2 separate regions of the Homo sapiens genome follow, and region 2 is linked to region 1. Evidence: chromatin loops called from intact Hi-C (ENCODE). Cell type or tissue: heart right ventricle. All regions are shown on one strand. Links, peaks and the distances in the headings refer to the core of each region. The heading gives the core; the rest is flanking DNA.

Region 1 (5,380 bases), core at 1-5,000:
AAATTTTCTATTATTGCTGCTTTAAATGTAACTCAGATTTTTTAATACAGTGTTTTATTTTTTTATTTCTTGAATTATAATTTTAAATATTAGCTCTACCACGTTGTTTTTTTTTTCTTCAGAGATTTCAATCATACACACACACACACACATGCACACTCATACACATATTGTATTAGGGTTCTCCAGAGAAAAGATAAACAATAGGATACATGAAAATTTGTTTGAAGGAAGTAGATTGCACGATTGTGACGCTGGCATGAGAAAAATGTGCAAAGCAGACCAACTGCCGGGAACTCACCAAGAGTTGATGCTGCAAACTTGAGGCACAATTTATTCTTTTCTGGGAAACCTCAGGTTTTTCTCTTACTTCCTCAACTGATTAGGTGAGGCTCACCACCTTATCCAGAGTTACTTTCTTTACTTTAAAGTCAATTGATTATAGATGTTAACCTACATCTACAAAACACCTTCACAGCAAAACCTGGGTTAGTGTTTAAGTGACTGGTTTCTACAGCCTCACCAAGTTGAAACATAAAAGTAACCAGCACAAATGTTGCATCTTTCTTCTCCAACATTTCAACCATTTTCTCTTTCACTCTTTTTATCCATCTTCTTTATATCTTTATGTTATCCTCTTGATTGTGTTTCTTAATTTTTCCATGACCCTTATTAAGCTTTTATTTGAGTCTATTCTTCTTTGGTCATCTTTGGTAATTTAGCCTTCATTTCCTTTAAGATTCTAACATTTTACTCTCTTTTCTGTCCTTGCATTTCCTTAACTCTTGTTTTATTTTTTTGTTCTGTTTCCTGCCTCTATTTTTATTTTTAAATTTTCGATCTAAAGTATTTCCTTATCTTCAAATTCTTTTTTGTGTCTATTTAATTCAGTTTTGATACTTCTGTGACAATTTTCTTCTGTTTCATGCTTGATTTTTTTTTCACAGCTTCTATCTGTTGGTTCACATTTTCTATTTTCTTATTACAGTTTCCTGTGAATGTGGTCCACATTTTCTCTTCCTGTTCATTTCATGGGTGTGATTTCTAACATGAGAGTGCACTTTTTGGTACATCTGTCTTCTTTGGTTTGGTTTCCTTGGTGGATGGTGGTAGTGATGATGGAGGGAAAGAGATGGTTTGCTGGGTCTGCTATGCTGTCATCTCTCATCTCTGTAGGTCCCCCTCGGTTCCTCCCTTCTCCTTCGTGACATGTCCCTGGTGGTTTCCATTCCTTCTTTGTGCATCTTCTCCAGGAGAAGCCCACCTCTGGGGCTGCCTCTTCCTGCCTGACTCATGTTCAAAGTCCCTTCCAGGTGGCTGTTGCTCTGAACTACCAAGGCCTGAGCCATCCATCACCAGTCCTTCAGCATCCAGGAATGGATTTTTCTTTTTGAGGCCAGATGGTCTTTGCCTCATCTAAGGCACCCTCATCCTGTGTTTTTGTTTGTTTTTTTTTCCACAAAGTCACATAAACCTTGCGGACCCCTTGCCCAGAAGCTCCCAGTGGTGGTGACAGGGGCTTAGCTGAAATTTGGTCTCCTTCTCTGTGTTGAAGTAATCTTGCAGATTGTGGTGTCCTCTGTCATCTTGTGAACTGCACGTGTGGCTCACAGGTGGTTTCACTGGTTTATTTTCGTGGGAAGGCTGTGCAGGCAGATGAGAATCAGGCCCGCGCCATCCTCCCCCACACCCACGAGATTCCCCAATCCCTTTTTACTCATTTTTTTCTACTTCTCCCTCAACAAGAAGCCACGGTCATGAGAAACCTGAACGGGGACTTGAGTAACTGAGGATGCGGCGCTCTGCTGCAGAGGCAACAGGGCACCATGAACACTAGCCGGGTACATCCAAAATGGAAAAATATGACTATCTCTCAGGGTTGTCGTGCAGATTAACTGAAACAATAATCATGAAAGCACGTGGCACACAGTGACTTCTTAAGCCACCTGTCATCTCTGTAACCAGGCCCTAGAAATTGTCCTTCCGGGGTTGCTCAGGGGGTCAGTGACCCAGCCCCCCTTCACAGGAACTTGTTGGGGTGTGTCCTTAGAACCCACAAGGCAGGAAGTGAGCAAATTCTTAGTTTTCCCTTAGCTAAGAACGATCATGTAAAGAAGGTATTGGGGTCTCTGATACCTGGATACAGAATCACTTAATAATACACATCGGCTTTGCCCACAAACGGGGGAGCAAAGAGGAACCTCATAGCCTCACACTAATTCTGAGCACGTGATCAGCCTCGGCTGCCGGTTCGTCTGCTGAGGAGGAGGAGGAGGAGGAGGAGCAGCGTCTGAAACACGGGAAATGTCCGAAGCCATCTTTCCGCTCCAGCCACTTATGGGTCAGAGTGAAATCTTTCTCTTCTCTCCTCTACGTCAGTTTAGAGTCTCCTATTAAACAGAAAACATGTCGAGCTCATAGGAACACCGCTTTCTTTCCTCCTTCCTCTGAATTTTCTTCACCATCTTCCCCGACACAGGCACCCTCACCCCTGGCCCCCTGCCCACGTCACTCCTCAGTGCTGGCCTCCGGTTGTCAATAGCAGCAGCGACTGTGTCTTCATGAAGAAAGATGGATAAAATATTACCATAACCTCAGAGGCATGAGCAAAGCCCTTATTAGAATTCGGGACCTACAGCTGGAACTTCCAGCATGGGGCGGGAGATAAAGTTCACTATTGTTAGCTCACAAGTGGCTCCGACTTCCTGGCAACTGCAGTGAATTACTCAGTCATTTATGCAGGCCTTCAGAAACAGTCCACTGTTTCCCAACAAAAAAGGCATTCAGGAAGGGAGCGAAGGCTCCGCGGCCCTGGAGAGCCGGCTTTAGGGCAGCCACTGGCCGGGCGGTCTCCCAAGTCAATGGCCTCTGTGGGAAAGGCAGTGATGTCACCTCGAATGTATTTTCGGGGCTTTGCCCTGCTTTCTCCTGATCTCTCCCTCTCAGGCTGTTTCCCTGTTTTATTTTTCTCCTCTTTCTTTCTCTCCTTCCAGCTTCTTTGAGGGCATTATGACTTTTTTCCAAGTTTAGAGCTCAAATCCACTGAAGGCCCGCACGCAGCCCCATGACTGCCATGGCAACGCCGGGCCTGGTACACTTTTTTTTTTTTTTTGCATAAAAAGTAGAGAAAGATTGAAAAGAGGGACAAGAATGAAAGGGGGAACGGAGCCAGTTTGGCCTGCGCGGGGCTGGTGTCTGCTGGGCAAGGACAGAAGCACACGGGGAACGGGACTCGTGAGGCCGGAGGAGCCAGCGGAGGGGCCTTTGAGAAACAAATTTGTGATCCTTCACGGTCAAAGCTTCCGAAAAAGCTCTGCGCTTCTGACGGATGACAAGAGAGGGAGGGCAACAAAGTTCTCACAAGAAATAAGGTCTCGCTTTTGAACATGTACCCAATTGCATAGTTTAGAGGAAGCTTTCAAAAATCTGTCTAGCCTCTCAAAAAGAAAGACAAAAAGAAGAAGAAGAAGAAAGGAGCGAAAAGTCTCAAAAGGACTTTTGACCTGTGTAGAAAGAGAGCAGAAAACACGCTGACACATTTCCTGGAATACCCAAGGTCCTTGAGCTCCCTATTGTTAAACGGCCTCAGTGGAAACTCGAAGGTGTCAGCTGTGTCAAATCAACTCAAAATAATCGATGACAAACAGAAAGAGACATTCATTACTGTACCTTCTTCCCCTAGAGAATATAACATTACCTTGAACTCCTGAAAGAAAATGAATGTCATGTCTCCGATATGTTTTGTGTCCATTCTATCAAAAAGCAGATTGCAAACAGTCTGAGAAAGCAGCTCCTGAAAAATCCAGACAACTGCCCCCATGAAAGCCGGGGCCAGCAGGTGAGGTGACTTGAGCGTGCAGGCATGGATCGCGGTCTCCTGCTGCCCAGGGCTCTTCCTGCTAGCATCAGCATCTGATGGATGAGAGCCCCATCTAGTTCCTGGGCCCTGGGTTACTGCCCTCTAATCCTGTCCTTGACCTCCTTCCCAAAAGTGTTATCAGCCATAGTCCAAGCTCCATGTTCTCCATGTGGTTACACACAAATGCACCAGGCCAAGAGTCCTTGAAAAACTTAGACACTAATCACAGAAGACACAGTCCTCAAGAAGGGAATGGCAATGTTATTTCTACCAGCAGCAATGGCTCAGGCCAAGGAGTTGGAAAGAAGAGACAAAGAGGAAGGCGAAGGCAGGCTCTGGAGAGGACATGGACTCTGAGGCGGGTCTGGAGATTGTTCATGGGCACAGAGTAACAGGAATGTCCCACACTCAGGTGCAGGGTGACTGGGTGTTGAGCGGGCTGGACTCACTGACTGGCACACTATCCAGAAAAGGCTTTGTGCTTCTCCTACACATGAGCTGTGGGATCCCCACTCCTAGTCCTTGGATGGGGCAGATGCCATTACTTTCCAGTCATTAAACGTTAGGACTCTTTATTTAGTTTTCTCTCTCTCTCTCTCTTTTTGATGGAGTTTTACTCTTGTTGCCCAGGTTGGAGTGCAATGGCACGATCTCAGCTCACTGCAACCTCCGCCTCCTGGGTTCAAGCGATTCTCCTGCCTCAGCCTCCCAAGTGGCTGGGGTTACAGGCATACACCACCATACCTGGCTAATTTTGTATCTTTAGTAGAGACAGGGTTTCACTATGTTGACCAGGCTGGTCTCGAACTCCTGACCTCAAGTGATCCACCAACCTCGGCCTCCCAAAGTGCTGGGATTACAGGTGTCTTTAGTTTTCATATGATAAAATTTCTACTCCAATTGAGACCTAAATTTCAGTCTCTCGAGTGGTTCACATTATCCTGGAGTTTTGCCCAGAGGTCATGTCATTGGTGGTTGGGGCACACTGATTTGGCAGTCAGGTGGCCATACACAGGGGCTCTTTTAGAGGCCCCTCTGGGATTTTTGGAGACCGCTTCAACGGTGTCTGTCCCACCTGATCTCCAGTCCAGGAAATGCATTCTCAGCAGACTCCTCTCTCGCCAGTGCTGCCTCTACCCAGCAGGGTGCTGTAGCCTCCAGCCTGGGACCCTCCTTCCGGCAGGTGGTCCTCTTGGACAGGGTGTCTCAAGAGGCCTCCACACCAGCCATCTTCTGCAGTCTGCACTTGACCAAGAGATGCCCCACAACCTTACCCCCACAAGGTATCAGAATAGGCCACCCCCTGCCCCCCGCATCACCCCCTCTCTGTCTGCATGAGCCAGCCTCCCTCTTAAGCATTCTTGAGGTGAGACTGAGGAACCAATGCCTAATTCCATGCATCCCCCTCTCTGGGGCACTGCCTTAGACTGGCACATGCACTCTGCCACTTTGCCCCTCCTCTGGGGGACCCTAGAGGGGCCTAAGGATTCTGTAGTTGAGCAAGCTCTCCAGTGTATTGTG
Region 2 (5,380 bases), core at 381-5,380, 120 kb after region 1:
CCAGCCTGAGGGACAGAGTGAGAGACCCTGTCTCAAAAGAAAAAAAAAAAAGTTAACCCCAAACTAAAGACAAAAGTATAAATGTTCATCATTGTCTTAGAGGAAAAGAAGAGCAGGCATTAGGTGAGAATCATGATATTTGACCTGAGGCCGCAAGAAAGCAAGGGAGCAAATGAGGAGGGCAGAACGCCTGTGCAGAAGCAGGTACTAGAAGGCAGGAAGATGGCAAGGAGAGAAGAGCCCAAGGCCAGGGGTCCCGAGGCACAGGAGAGATGAGAGTCAGGGGGTGCAGACAGGTCTGCAGGGATCTTCTGGGTGCAGCGGGAAGCCCCCAAATGGCTTCACATGAGAGAGCAGCCACCTGACTTGGGGCTGGAAAGATTTCTTTGGTGCCCATGTTGGGGGTGGGGGTGAAGGAGCCAAAATACGCTCTTCTGGCACTTTGACTACCGAAGTTAAGGGCACTCAAAATGCAGTAGATGCAAAAAAGATTACTTTGACCTTCATGCTGTTTCTTAAAAGCAGAAGATGCAATTCCCAAGTGAAAGGAGCCCTCCCTGTGCTAGAAAGAGGCAACAGCCTTATCCTCAAGGACAAGAAGTCATAACTGAGAGGGCCTTGTTAGCATCATTCTTATCTGTTAAGCCTCCCTGCACAATAGTTGCTTTCTTAAAAGTTACTACTCTTTGTTCAATTCAGTATAAAAGTAATGACTCTAACTACTTTTTGGGTCTTCTTTTTTTTTTTTCTTTTTTGAGACAGTCTGGCTTTGTCACCCAGGCTGGAGTGCAGAGGCATCATGATCTCAGCTCACTGCAGCCTCAACCTCCCAGGCTCAGGAGACCCTCCCACCTCAGCTTCCCAAGTAGCTGGGACTACAGGCACAAACCACCATGCCGCGGTAATTTTTTTTGTATTTTTAGCAGAGACAGGGTTTCACCATGTTGGCCAGGCTGGTCTCAAACTCCTGACCTCAAATGATCCGCCTGCCTCCACCTCCCAAATTGCTGGGATTACAGGTGTGAAACACTGCGTCCAAACTTGCATTAGGCTTTTCTCCTGTTAAAGCATCTTATGTCAACGTTATTCTCGGACTCAGCCATGATCCTAAGAGAATGGAGGTGAAGCTTTTCCATTTCTACAAAGGCAAGGGCAACACACGGAAGAATTATAGAGGTAGCTACCATCATCTACAGAAGGGCAGTATTATGATCTTTGCAAAACATCCAGATAATACTAAAAAATTTTTTAAAAATATCTATGCTTCTATTATGTGAAGACAATCTCTGGTGTGTGGTTTTGTTTGTTTGTTTGTTTTTATTTTTTTTTTTTTGAGTCAGAGTCTTGCTCGCTGCAGTGCAGTAGCATGATCTCAGCTCACTGCAACCTTCACCTCCCTGGTTCAAGCAGTTTCCCTGCCTCAGCCTCCCGAGTAGCTGGGATTACAGGCGCATACCACCACGCCCCGCTAATTTTTTTGTATTTTTAGTAGAGATGGGATTTCACCATCTTAGCCAGACTGGTCTTGAACTCCTGACCTCAGGCAATCCACCCGCCTCGGCCTCCCAAAGTGCTGGGATTACAGACATGAGCCACTGTGCCCGGCCAACAGTCTCTGTTTTTATAGCTGTCTAGAGTTTGTTAGTGCCTATGTCTACACAGAAATATAAGGAGCTTGTTATTTTTATAATACAGTGAGATCATATATATTACCGCGTACCCTGTTTTCTCCTGACTGCGTCATTAGGATTTTCCATAGGGATAAATTTAAAAGTAGTAAACTTAGAAATTTTCACATTGATAACTTTAATAATTTAATGCATGCTAATAAAAATATGGATATAAAAGTTTACTGAGGCAGCCCACAGTGATTAGTGGTTAATTCTTTTTTCACATAAACAACATAGCAACGTACACAGAATACAGACTGTGCGTACATCTTATCACAGTTCAAGGAATTAGTACCGAGTTAGCACCCCTGTGTAAGCGCTACTGTACTTAGATCAGGAAATCGAAAGTTCCCAGTTTCCAGATATTCCTTTAGCCCTTTCTCCATCAATATCTCCTCTCACCCCTCCAAAGATAACTACTCTCCTGATGTCCAATACTTTAAATTAATTTTGACTGTTTTTGAATTTTATGAAATTATTCAGTCATTTTTATTATGGAACATGCATTCTTTTGCTGGGCTTCTCTCACCAAATTTTAGGATTTTGAGATTTTCTATGTTATTGCATGTGCCTATAATATATGTTTATTGCAATATAGATTCTATTGACAGATAAATCTTTTCACATATCAATGATTATTTGCTCAGCACAAATTTGAAGAAGTAGAATTGATAGGCCAAATAGAGAAACATTTGATAGATATATGTAGTTACTCTCCCAAAAGGATACACTAATTTACTCTTCCACTAATGGTGCAGGAGTGTGTCTAATACTCACCCACGGCCTGCAGTGAGTATGAACTTTATTTTTGCACCTGTGCCAATCTGAGAGACAACTAAAACATTTATTGTTTTATAACTCCTCTTAGAACATTTTGTTAGTAATTTGCACAAATGCATAAAACATTTATAAATCTTTTACAGCCTTTTCTCCTTAACAATATATTAACATTTTTCTTTGTCTCTAAATCCACAACTGTGTCACCATTTTAAATTAATGCATCATAATCTATAATATGGATATGCCAAAATTTACTTTCTGAGAGGTCACTGTATAAAAGACATTGCTTTTTTTTAGTGAACTCACTGTCATAATTTCCCTTAATCCTCAAGAAAATCCCATGAACTGTGGTCTCTGAATATATGCATTTTAACAACAAGGAAATTGAGGCACAGAAAGATTGGAGAATAACTCGCCTAAGATTAAACAGCTAGTGAGATTTGGAAACAAAATTTGAACCTAGTCAGGTCTGGTTTTAACAGCGATAATTTTAATACCCTCAAAACACTCACTCTCTTCACTAATTAATTATCATACTTTTCTCTCCTTCAAAACAAAAGATGTGGTTTATTCCCACTGCATTTTCATAGCCTCTTGTAGATTGTAATTGCCCGATAAATGCAGCTTCCTTTATACTTCATTTCACTAATAAAATGCAACAAATGAGTGGAAACAAAAGTGAATCACTGTTGGATTTGAAAACGTAGTGTTTTTGTTTCTTACAAAATGATAACTGTGGTTTTCTACTGGCAGATACATGAAATCACTGTTATTTTATGTCTTAAGTTTTATACTATGAATTTTTATTGGTCCAAAGAACAGAAATTCTAATATACTTCTAGATTTTAGTTTCTACATAGGACAAACTTCTTAAACTCAGCTGAGGAGAGTCATTTATTTCATTAGTGAGTGGTGGCTTTGGTTTTGTGGCTGCCCCCACCCCAAAATACTTGTTATGGAGTTACCAGGGCCACCCGGTAAAGTGGAAGAGTTTATGCATTGTCCAGATAATTTCAGAATAATTCTTGACAGTTTCTCCAGAATTAGCAGATAACTGGCTTACTCCTCATTACATTTGTAGCTCTGGAAATTGACATAGGATAAAAGGTAATAGAAGAGATTATTGTATTAGGGTTATTAAAAATTCCAGATACACGAAAAAGTGTACGTAAAAACCACCCACACAATTCAACTGTTAACTGTGGGTTAAAAACAGTGTGTTCAGCCAACCTCTTTCAACACAGTAGTCACCTAAATTGCTGTTTTTAAAAGCTAGTGCCTGTCCCTGCGAAGCCCAATAGCCGTCACATGATTAATGTGCTAGTGTCTTATTAACTGCTCTGTTCCAGAAGCTGACCAATTCACAGCCACCCTTTCTGCAGAGACCTTTTTGTAAAAACCTAGTTGAAATCATGGTGTTCTGACTGCAGGCTACTGCATCCCCCACCAAAACATCATAAAGAGCAAAGAATTACTGTTTCCAGTAATCCAGGCCATAAATCAACCTGCTGTGAGCACAGGAAAAAAAAAAAAATCACGAGCACTTCCTGCATTCATATTCCAAAGCCTAGCGGTATCCCAGCAGGTTCTGGAACACGCCATGCCCCGTGTGTGTGGTGTTTGTATGTGTGTGCTTGTAAGCAGACGTGGCAGGAAGGGGGAGGCTCAGGGAGAGGGGAGGGCAAAAGAAATCCCAGCACCCGTTAACATAATTCCAAATGCTTTGATCTTATCACGACCTTCCTTGCTGTAACAATATTTTAAGATTGTTAAAAATTGCCACCTTATCTGTCTGGGGGTATCACCCACTGCTTAACTTATCTGGGCCCAGTTGTTTGAGAGAAATGCAGTATGGCATGACCTTGGTTTCTTAGCACCTGACTTTGAATATCTAATCAGTTGTGTGTCTCGGTGAAGCCATCCAGACATGTCACACAGGCGCCTCTGGCACCCAGCAATTCTAATGATGTTTACTTCATTCACCCCTTTTACGAGAGCTTCCAGCAGCAGCACTCAACCACCCCACCCTTCCAATCTGGGCTCCAGGGTCCTTCCAGGCCTAGAGCGTATTTTTAAATCTTGGATGCCCTTTCCATTGAAAATAATTTGGATGCCTTGAGGTCAGTCGCAAAAAGTTTTCTGAGATCATATAGAGACTTCTGAAGAGAAGCCTCAATTTGGATCAAGAAAAACATTAAACCTCATGGCTGTTGTAGTTTTCACAAAACACAAACCCTTCCCCTCCAGCAACGTCAAGTCTTAAGGTCATACAATACAATGTGGAGAACACACATGCACAGCTTCGTTAATTTTAAAAAGGTTTCTTAGAAAGGTCCCAAATATTTAATGGCCCCAGATCGAAGTAAAGTCTTAAAATCTAGAAATGAGAGAAACAGATGTCAGAATTATTAGAGTACCATATAATAAAAGTGACATAAAAGGAGTTGATTTTCTCTCTCTCAGTGACTTAGGAATCAAATTTCCTTCGTTGAGAAAGCAATAGAGTTTCCTGCCAGCCTGGCGGGCTCAACCTGGAACCTGGAAATCAAGCTGTTTTCTTTCTGGTTCTGACGCTGTCACCAGGAATAAATGTTCTACCATCGCGATGCTGCTGACTCCCAAATCTCAACCCAGGGCAGGAGGGCACCCTGGTTACTCTCTTTTCTCGTCACTATTATTATAGCATTCATTGACATGACCTGCTACAAACTGTAGTGAACTCTTTTGGACTAATTCTGGAGAATGATTTTCTGCAAAATAAGCAGTGATATTCTTCTACACTTAAGAGACCAACCAAGACCCTGTGTGCCTTTCTTGCCTCCTGATCCCCTAATAAAGCTGGGGTGGTGGGGAGGGGCCACACTGGTATCTAGGCCCCAGATGCTCTTACTGCAAAAGAACAATCCCGGTTGAGGGGGCTGTGAGGACAT

The links. Peaks named below come from ENCODE experiments on the same cell type or tissue, not always from the same donor. Only the 100,000 strongest peaks of a DNase experiment are listed, where the experiment ranks them.
Region 2: a loop joins it to region 1, with 4 times the contacts of the local background. A loop is called at or near these places in 20 of 110 quality-filtered maps.

What each region holds. Positions count from the first base shown.
Region 1 is chr6:164,083,077-164,088,456 of GRCh38, reverse strand. LOC105378106 (a long non-coding RNA gene) reads right to left here and starts at 2,458. Exons shown (of 2, transcript XR_943218.4): 1 at 2,137-2,458; 2 at 1,458-1,644. In heart right ventricle, for the core only: no CTCF peak of the experiment used is centred there; DNase peaks (open chromatin) are centred at 2,786 and 3,106; H3K4me3 peaks cover 1,284 bases; H3K27ac peaks cover 2,830 bases.
Region 2 is chr6:163,964,647-163,970,026 of GRCh38, reverse strand. All of the region lies in intron 4 of LOC105378102 (a long non-coding RNA gene), which reads right to left. Among named protein-coding and RNA genes, the nearest start is that of QKI, 550 kb to the right of the region's middle. RefSeq lists an enhancer at 4,670-5,380. In heart right ventricle, for the core only: no CTCF peak of the experiment used is centred there; no DNase peak of the experiment used is centred there; H3K27ac peaks cover 3,605 bases.